Linked DNA regions of Mus musculus: region 1 is linked to region 2. The links are chromatin loops, found by intact Hi-C in ENCODE. Cell type or tissue: heart. All regions are shown on one strand. Links, peaks and the distances in the headings refer to the core of each region. The heading gives the core; the rest is flanking DNA.

Region 1 (2,500 bases), core at 1-2,500, 280 kb after region 2:
AGGCAGAAGAAAGAGCATTTGAGCTAGTTTTAAAATACAGAACTACGATGATTCCTTACGAGACAAATCACAACGCTGCTGGCACAGACTAGAGCCCACAAGCATCGTGAGAAATGTGGGATTTTCTCTTGTAATGTGTTTGCTGATTAAAAATAAAAAGCATATCTTTGACTCATTACAGAAATTCAAGCCAAAAGAAGAATAATATTTATATGAGCTGATAGAATGAAGTCCCACGCACATAACTTGTGGAAAAGCCACCTAACAGTGTGTCGTATACTGTTACATTTATGCTGTGGCAATTTTCTCACGAGAACATCCCCGTGCAGAACCAGAGGCTGCCCTAGACTCTGGGAGCAGGAAGAGTTAGGTGATGTAGTTACTGTAAATTCCTAGTACGGAGCACAGCACACAGTAGGTGGTTGATTAGTAATTTCTGAATAAGGCAAGGAGAAAGAAACAGAACACCTGCTGGCAGTTAGTTAAGACAGGCCTGCGTTCCCAGCTACCCAGGAGGCTGAGGCAGAAGAACACAGAAGAACAGCAAGTTCAAGGCCAGTTTGGGCAACATATGAGTCCTGGCCTCAAAAGATGAAATGTAAGGAGGGCAGGAGTGGGTGTAGCTCAGTGGCCCATTACTTGCCTAGCACATGGGAGGTTCTAGGTTCCATCCTGATACTAGGGGAAAATAAAAACCAAACAAATATATATCTTTTGAAGAGTATTTTTCTTATGGGACCTAGCATAAGTTACCTTGAGGGTGTCAATAGGCTTCTCTTAGAGGGAAAAAAAAATCCCGAACATCCATGCAAATAATGTATTTCTGATATGACTTGGTTTTCTAGAAGGAAGTGATATGAATAAAAGAAAGGGCAAGGAGGTGTGAAACATCTCACAGGAGAGCACACCAGGAAAGAACTATCTGGAAGAGGTCATTAAAAAGTAGACTGCCATCTAGAGGGAGGAGGGAGTGTGGCCGTGTTCTGCACACCTAACCAAAGGGTCCTGGTCCCAAGGTGCAAGGACCTCGAACCCACAGTGCTCATGTAGTCACTCTGCAGCACAGACTAAGACTCCCTCCAAGAATCAGAGTGTCATTCCAGGACTGACAGCAGCCTGAAGGGAGCCACCTCACGGCTGCCTCCCCCAGGCCCTTTTAGTGTGCATAGGTCAATACATGCCAGTGTGTGCCTTCTGAGATGCACAGAGCACCAAAGTATTTCTTACAAGGAATCAGTGGCCTACTCATGTTTTAGCAATTAAGGTTCAATTTCTAAATTGATTATCAATTTTTAAAAATAAAATTCTATCTTCTTTGGTAAGTCATGACAAACCTTTTCTACAAATATACAGTTGTTTATATGTAATATTGCATATGTATACACATGTCCATAAACACAAATGTTCATATTCATATTGACAGAAATCAGTTGATATTATGTATACTTTTATGCAACATATCGTCAAACATTCTGGTAAATTAGGAATTTTTTGTTATGGCCAGCAAGGTGGCTCAGTGCATAAAGGCATTTGTGATGCTAAACTCCAGACCTGAGTTTGATCATCCCTGGAGCCCATGTAAAGATGGAAGAAACAACTTCACAAAACTGTGCTTGGACTTTCACAGACGTGTTACACACATACATTTTGTTTAGAAATGTAAAAACAATCTTGTGTGCATATAGGGTTGAAAATTAAAAATGCAAGTGTGCCAACCACATTCTGGCTGGAGCTTGTCTCCAGAAGTTAATTGCTGGCAATGGTTGCCAGTGTGACGGCATGTTTGGCAGAACCTTTAAGAAATGGGGCTATTAGGCTGATGAGATGGCTCAGTGGTTAAGAGTGCCGACTGCTCTTCCAAAGGTCCTGAGTTCAAATCCCAGCAACCACATGGTGGCTCACAACCATCCGTAACGAAATCTGATGTCCTCTTCTGGAGTGTCTGAAGACAGCTACAGTGTACTTACATATAATAAATAAATAAATATTAAAAAAAAAAAAAGAAATGGGGCTATCATGAGGTGTAGGATCCTGGAAACTTCAGTGTCATGAGTGGATGATACCTGTGCTGGGCTGAATATGAATGGTTCCCATTGGCTCACAGACTTGAACACCTGGTCTTAGGGAGTAGCACTACACTTAATAGGGATTAGGAAGTGTAGCCTTGTTGAACTAAGTGTGTCATGGAGACGGGCTTTGGGTCAAATGCTCAAGTCAGGCCCATGGCCTCTTCCTAGTGCCTGCGGATCCTGATACAGAACTCTCAGCGACCTCTCCAGTACCATGTCTGCCTGTGTGCTTACACACTTCATGCTATGACAATAAGGGACTAAAACTGGAAATGTACTCATGCCCAAATTAAATGCTTTCCTTTACAGGAAACTGCTATAGTCACAGTCTCTCTTCATCGCGATAGAACATTGAGTGAATGAGCCTGATCTGGTGGCTTTGGAATAAGAAGGGCGGAGCCCAGCTTCTGCCATGCCTTTCACTTCTCCTG
Region 2 (8,035 bases), core at 2,277-4,776:
AAGGCTACACAGAGGCCCCGTCTCAACCCCCCTTTGCTCCCCCCCAACCCCCGCCGCCAAAATCAACCCCCGCCGCCAAAATAAAAGTAGTAAAAGTTCATGTTGGAGAAATAACTTACTTCATTCTATTATCAACTCATTTTATGTAACTTTTTAAAGGCTTAGCACTTTAAAAATATACATTTAAACTTGAAACAAAAACCCAGAGCTATATTCTTAATAAGCATGTACCCCTTGTTTAGAAAGCAGCAAGAACAGAGTCCAGGAAAAGGCCCAGAGATGGCTCACCAGTGTTGTAGGCTGTCGGCATTGCTGAGTACACTAGTCCCTGTGGAGGCAAGCTCGGAGTTGTCACAGACACTACAGGCGTGGCAAGAGGTTGAGTGGCTTGAGAACTGCTTATCCTTTGGGCATTCTGTGAGAGATCAGAGAACAGATTAAGTGTAATTATGTGGTATTTATGTTCAGACTAAAGATTTTAAAAATAACTTTCAATTTAAATGTGACACTTCACAGTTTTATGTGAATGTCATTATTTCTTGAAACAGTGATATGAGATCCTTAAAGATATTAATGAGAATAACTAAATATTTAAGAGATCTATCTTTGTATTAATTATTCATTTCCCCTTTAAGATTACAGCATATTAATCCCAGATGCATGTCTTAAAATAGAAACTTACCTTATGGGTGATAACACTTTTGTGTGATAACTTAATGAGGACTTGATATCATTACAAGTATTGTCAAGCTACATTAAATGAAGTCTATTTATGTTTTAAATGGTTGATGGCAGCAAAAGTAATTTGTATACATGAGATTATAAATGTAAGAGTACAGGAACAAAACTACGTCCTTTTCAGTCCTTCTATACTAATGCTTTAGGCTGTGGCTTATCCCATGTAGCTGGTTTCCCTCCTGCTCACCCTGCAGGTGATCCAGGTTTTAACAGCACACTCAGATCTGTATCATTCTGGCCTTCCAGTTTTCTGAAAGGAAAGGCTCTAAGTTTTTTAATAATGTACTTTTGAAAAGGCTACTAAATACTGACTGACTGTATTAATAGTATCAGCATAATTGTATCTTAGCCAGGTTGGGAATAAATTAAAATGTTGACAACCCCACCCACCCCACCCCTTTCTCCTTTTCCTTTTGTCCCCTTTCCCCTAGAAGGTCTATGTAGCCCTGGCTGATTGGGAACATCAATCTGCTATGTAGATCAGCCTTGCCTTGAACACACAGAGATCCCGCTGCCTCTGACTCCTGATGGCTGGGATTTAAGAACTGCCTATTCCTGGCAAAAAAAAAAAAAGTCAACTCTTCAATGATGAAGCTACATTAGGATAGCCCCTGTCTTCCATGTGTAGGGGGTATGGCAGAATAATTTTTCCCTTCACACTGACCTAAAGTTGACTTTTTCCAGGATCAAGTATCAGAGAACAGAAGAGACTCCACAGTTTGTATACAAGAAGCTAAAGGATAACTATAATTTGTTTTTACAAATAGTTAGAGCCTAATGACTGACAGTTTTGGGGGTCTGTGTCAGAGCTCAGGAGTCCAAATGAGACTGCATTTTCTCTTGAACTGTTTTCAGAAAGCACTGGAATGAATGAAGGCCTCTGGCTAATATGAGTGCCTGACGGGTGATGGTCTTTTGAGGATCTGGACTCCAGCTTCTCTCAGGTCAGTTTGTATTTCCTACACATCTTCTCACAGGGCATCTGAAAACCATATGATGTACTGGTATGACTGGAGTCTTAATTACTGATTCACCTCTAAGCCTGGAGAACATCACTTTACTTCTCTGAACCCTTTAATTTGTTACAAAAGAAAGACAGACATGTTTGTCATGTCTGGTTTTCAGTGCTCCTGCTGATAATTGAAGAGGTATATTAGAAATGAACCCAAGACAGCATTTTTTACTGTCCCCAGACTTTCTGTAGTTAAAACTTTATATTATTGGTGTCATTGGTGACTTAAACAGACAAATATATTTATATTCCTTTTGATTCACAGCCATCCCACTAAATCTGTAATGAGATAAAATTATTCTAGAAGTGCAAGGCTTAGAACAGAGTCACTGTGGCCTCACTCTTGCTAGGGAAGTCCTCAACACAGGCGCAGGAGCTGGCTCCTTTCTTTCACTTCACTTTGGATCAGAGCCATCAACAAATGTTTAGGGCACAGAATGCCTTGCGTAACTTCCTGAATTCCAGGGAACTGCGTTTCTGATTCTTCCCTGCATTCTGAACTGATTTCATTTTTAGATGCTGAATTAGCTTAAACTTTTTTAAAGAACAATTTTTTATTAGATATTTTCTTCATTTACAATTCAAATGCTATCCCAAAAGTCCCCTATACCCTCCCAACCCCCTGCCCTGCCCTCCAACCCACCCACTCCCACTTCCTGGCCCTGGCATTACCCTGTACTGAGGCATATAAAGTTTGCACGACCAAGGGGCCTCTCTTCCCAATGATGTCCGACTAGGCCATTTTCTGCTACACATGCAGCTAGAGACACGAGCTCAGGGTGTACTGGTTAGTTCATATTGTTGTTCCACCTATAGGGCTGCAGACCCCTTCAGCTCCTTGGGTACTTTCTCTAGATCCTCCATTGGGGGCCCTGTTTTCCATCCAATAGCTGACTGTGAGCATCCACTTCTGTATTTGCCAGGCACTGGCATAGCCTCACAAGAGACAGCTATATTAGGGTCATGTCAGCAAAATCTTGCTGGCATATGCAATAGTGTCTGCATTTGGTGGCTGATTATGGTATGGATGCCCCGGGTGGGGCAGTCGCAGTCTCTGGATGCTCCTTCCTTCCTTCCGTCTCAGCTCCAAACTTTGTCTCTGTAACTCCTTCCATGGGTGTTTATGAAGTTGTAAAGAGTGTGATTGACTACACTTTTTAGCGATCTTTCTTATCTTCATGATTTCTACATTTCAACACACTCAGAAACTATCTCTGAGATTCTGCAGTTAAGTGTCATTTTAAGGAAGGCAAAGTCACACAGTGTCACACATTGGTATGACAGGTGGAGAAACAGTTCAGGCTCAGCACTGAGTCAACAATTTCAATGAGTTTTTGAGGGAGAGACTTAATCTGGTCTCAAATAAAACTAGGTAAAAATAGTGTTCAGATGGTTCTGTGTAGGCTATCCCTACTCTGGGCTTTTTAGAGTTGCATCTTCATGGCAACTTCTTGGTATGACTTCAAAGACTGTAGAAATAATGACCCTCCATACTTGGTCTGCCCACCAGCTAGATCCCTGCAAGCAGTGTGTTCCGTGAGTAAGTGACTTTCAGAACCACTAGAGGGCAACACAGTGATAGATAATTAAAGCATTTAGGACAATAATTTAAGGGTAAAGAGCAGGGTCTAGTAAAAGATGAATTATTTCAGTTTGAACCATAATGCAACCATTAGTGGCATCCTTAACTCAAGAATTTCCCCCCAAAGATATTCATTGTATAATCTAGCATCACATTTATAGCTAATCAGTGAGTATATTTCATATACCAATCCAAAAATGAGCAAGCACAGAACAAATAAAAGATCATCTCTTATTTTAAGGATAAAGAACAAAGAAACTTATTTGAAAAGAAACTGTTAAAAACACACCAGCATGCATAAACATGTCATCATAAGGAAATGAAAATAGTGGGTGCCTTTACACCCCATGCTCACATGCACTCCTAACCCCTGCCCATGCTAACACTGGAACACTCACAAGTTTTTATTCCCTTTAAATCGGAGTCATCTAATTAGACTTGGAATGCATATGATGACATCTGTTGAGTTTGGGTTTTAGTTCCCAACATAGAGGTAAGTTATTTTTAGTCAAGTTTTTTTTCCACAGGAAAAAAACAACATAAAATATGTTTTGGATAAACAGGTAAGAGCTGCTTTTAAAGACTCAAACATTCCTCGTAAGAAGCAAATGTGTGTGTGTTCAATCACAGCCACTTCTTTTTGTAAACAGGGAACCCCCTTGTGGTTCCGACTGCCTCATGCAGGATGAGATAATCAACTCTGAAAAAGGTGACCTCACCAAAAATGATGTAATCTTTTTGAAAGAAAGAAACATAACACAAGATTCTGTGTTACGATCTCAGGGACTCTGAGGGTGAAGTCATTTTCTAAAAACACTTTAATAATTTCGAAAGCCACATAAGGTATTTTGTGTACTTCCTTAGCAAAAAAAGCTTAAGTATCTTGTGTTCATGGATAGCTATTGTTTTTACAAGTTACTTCAATATGTCTTCTCCTTTACCCATCAAATAAAAGGGACCAATATATACAGCAATAAACATAAACATAACTAGGATCAGTAGTGCCAGTAGGTGGATTTCTTGATTAAAAAATGTTTGGATAGTGGAAAACAAATAGAAAAATATCTTTGTAACAAAGGAACAAAGGTTAAATAAGAACATTTAAAATAATTAGTACTATTTATATATTTTTCAACTCTGTTCAAGCAGGAAACCACACTCACCAACTCCAATTCCTCTTCCTCCGACTGTACTCAGCACATAAGAGGGATAAGAGAGTTAACTAAGACTGTTGGAACTTGCAACAAGATCTTTCTTTAGAAAAACATGGCATTTGGATTCTAGTAGCTGTTTGCAACTTTACAGAGGTTCTATACATATCAAACGATGCATATAGTACTTGCCTCTACATTATAGTTGCTTTTTCAAAATAAAGGAAAATTCTTTTAAATTCTCTAGCCAATGATTTAAAGCCCCATCCTGTCCCTTAATCCCACCTCCTCTTACATGGGTCTCTCCTACACACAGCATTGCTTCTGAGACACTTCCAAGTTTAACACTGTGCACATATACATTTAATCCCTGCATAGCTACCCCATCTGGCCAGACAGTTTGTATACATGCCTGTCTACTACCAGACTCTATTGTTAGAAAACTGCTGTGTGTTTTATTTTCCCAGTGGCCAACACATTATAAGACACAGTAAGTGTTTACTAATAAATGCTATAGTTTTGAGTAATAATATATGTTTACCATTTGCAAATAACAGTGTTCCCATGAATAAAACTATCTTAGTGGGGTAAAGCCTTGCATATGACAAAGAAGAGACTGGAAGGGAACTGTTAAACTTTAAAAACAGTAAAAATGAATAAGACAGGTTTTCTCCTTTTAAGTGGTTATGAAATACTTCTATGCTAGAAACAGTCTGCTCATTGATATTTCCTATTTCACTTGAGTAAGTCAAGTTTCTTCCAATTTGTGAAGTGTCCTAAGCCTCACTGGTTTCTCTGCAAATGAATAAACTGATCATTTACTCAACAAAACAAGCACTCAGCGTACAAGTAGGCAAATATAGTTCAGCTGCTCACTTAAACATATCATTTTGTTATCTCCAATTTACAAGACAGATGTCAAAATAATATCAAACTCTTGCTGTATGTAAAATACAGTGTAACTTTACAGAGATAAGGGTATAAATAGCTTATATGACAGTTTTAATTTTCCATGGGGTTCATGGTTTTGTCTTTTTTTTCTGTGACTAGATATGATTTTATTAAGCAGTTTTCAAAGTCCCAAGTAGTTGGGTCTTTCTAACACACATTTCAGTGCCTTAAGTGACTTTGTTTTTTTTTTTTTAAAGAAAGCTCCTAGCAGGTACTGCCTACCTGCAAGGTGCTCAAGGAGCCACTTTAGTGGCTGCTCTTTTCAGGCATACTTCTTTGTTATACACATTTGTGTTTTAACTATCTTACTCCACAGCACTCAGAGAGCTCCTCTACACATCTTACCCGGCTTTCTGAGGTTAACACCCCCCAAAAACTGTTGAGGCTAGGAATTCCATTTGTAAAGCTTTGCACCTCACTTAGATCCCACCAGCCTTGGTGGGCTGAAGGACGGGCATTGCTGAAAGAATACCCGACTGCACGTGTATTCTTTTTGTTTTACTCTTAGTGGTGTTATGCCAGTTACCTTAACTAAGGTAACGTCCTCCAGGATTCTCCACTCTAAAAGCACAATTTCCCCTTTATAAATAACACATGTTTGGGTACAGGAAACTTGATAGTGTGTAAGTGGTTCACTTTAGATGTTTGCCATTACCTGCAGCATTTACTTACTGACGTGCTTAGAACAGTTAGGGCCCTACTATGCTATTATAAAGCTGTTTCCTAATCTTTTGTTTTGTTTTGTTTTGAAGACAGAGCTTCTCTGTGTTCTCCTGGAACTGGACCAAACTTTTTAGACCAAGCTGGCCCTGACCCTGAGTTCAAGATCTGCCTGCCTCTGCTTCCTGAGTGCTGGGATTAAAGGCGTGCTTTAAGGTCCAGCTTTACTATTCTTAAAATTCTTCTAAATTAAATCTGTTATCTAAGGAGGAGGTGTTACCAGTTCCTTATTTATTGAATCATATTTGTATGATGGAATCAGCATTCCTTTTTCCTTGGGTTATAACCTCAAATTACTGTAATTTAAAATTTTCTAGTTTTGGCAAACTGGGATTTTTGTTTTGTTTTTTGTTTTTTTGAAAGAATGGTCCCTGGGACCTTTCAATAATACATCCTTATTCCCTGGCTCCTCTGGCTTATTTGTGCTTCCCTACAACCCACCACTTCCCCAAGGAGCCCTTAGCCTCTGAATTAGATAATGGTATTTAGATATCACAATCAGAGAGAGCACCAGGTACACTCAGCGACTAGATGAAATTACTCAAGGAATTCTTAACAGACAGAACTAGAAAGTACATGAGGATTTCTGTGTCTAGACAGTCCATGAAGAAACCGGCTTATAGGTATTTTTGTTTACAATGCCTTATTCTGGTTTTGTATTAAGATAGATGCTGCCTAATAAAATGAGGGAGAAGTGCTCTCTTTTTTTTTCCTTTCTGAGATAGTGATGAGTTGCTATTAATTCTTCCTTAAATGTTTGATAATTTGGTAGTGAAACCATCTAGAGCTGGAATTTCTATTTTGGAAGATTTTAAAAAGAAAAATACAACTTCCTTATTTAGCACTTAGGTGAGCTGAGTAATTTCCTGGTAGTCTGTATCTTGGGACAGGACTGCCTGTGCCATCTCCTTTCTGCAGCCTTTGCATTTTGCTCCCCTCCCAGCCTTGGTATTTAGAACCTATGTCTCTGTCTTTGGTCAGCATGGCTAGAAAAATGATCAATTAAATTAATCTGGAAAGAAAAAACAAGTTCTTTTTCAGTTTGACTCTTTGACTCTACTCTTTTTCCATTTTAAAGTTCCTGCTACTTTTTTTTCTTTTACTGCTCTGGGTTAAATTTTCTCTTCTTTCTCAAAGTAAAAGCTATGGTGACTAACTTGGGACCTTCTTTTCATCCTTATCAATAATTTTATTTATTCTCCGTGTGTGCATTCACAGGTGTGTATGTGTGCAGGTTAAAGGTCAATGTCCAGGAGTCAGTTCTCTCTTCCTACCCTGTGAGTTCCTAGGATTGAAGTCAGGCTGTCAACTTTGGGAGCAGGTGACTTTGCTTGCTGTGCTGGTATAGTGTGATGTCGATTTGATGCAAGATAAAGTCACCCGGGAGGAAAGAATCTCAATGGAGAAAACGCCTCCATAACTTCAGGCTAGTCAAACCTGGAGAGGATTTTCAACATTAGTGATTGATGGGGTAAGGACCCAATCCATTGTGGGTGGTGCCATCTCTGCATTAGTGGTCCTGGGTTTTAGAAGAAAGCAGGATGAGCAGGCCATGGGAAGCAAGCCAGTAAGCAGCACTACTCCGCAGCTTCTGCATCAGCTCCTGCTTCCAGGTTCCTGGCCAACTTGAGTTCCTGTCCTGACTTCCTTTGATGATGACCTGTGATATGGAACTTTAAGTCAAATAAATCCTTTCTTTTCCAACTTGATTTTTGGTCACAGCAATGGAAACCCTAACGAAGACACCTGCTAAACCACCTGGCAACCCCTGACATTTCTTTTTCTCTAATACAAGCACTTAATGCTTAAACAGCTTCTCCAGCAACGGTCTTGATGGCCCTCAACACTTTGGAATTTTGTATTTGCGGTTTCAGTTAGTTA

The links. Peaks named below come from ENCODE experiments on the same cell type or tissue, not always from the same donor. Only the 100,000 strongest peaks of a DNase experiment are listed, where the experiment ranks them.
Region 1: it touches region 2 in a loop (2.4-fold over the local background); 6 of 42 quality-filtered maps call a loop at or near these places.

Annotation. Positions count from the first base shown.
Region 1 is chr7:67,520,182-67,522,681 of GRCm38, forward strand. All of the region lies in intron 9 of Lrrc28 (leucine rich repeat containing 28), which reads right to left. It overlaps Gm34079 (a long non-coding RNA gene), which reads left to right and starts at 616. Exons shown (of 5, transcript XR_003946792.1): 1 at 616-2,500. In heart, for the core only: a CTCF peak has its summit at 972 (motif pointing left); a DNase peak (open chromatin) is centred at 1,030.
Region 2 is chr7:67,240,026-67,248,060 of GRCm38, forward strand. Mef2a (myocyte enhancer factor 2A) reads right to left here. Exons shown (of 11, transcript NM_001291195.1): 9 at 289-415. Among named protein-coding and RNA genes, the nearest start is that of Lysmd4, 21 kb to the left of the region's middle. In heart, for the core only: CTCF peaks have their summits at 3,307 (motif pointing right) and 4,000 (motif pointing left); no DNase peak of the experiment used is centred there.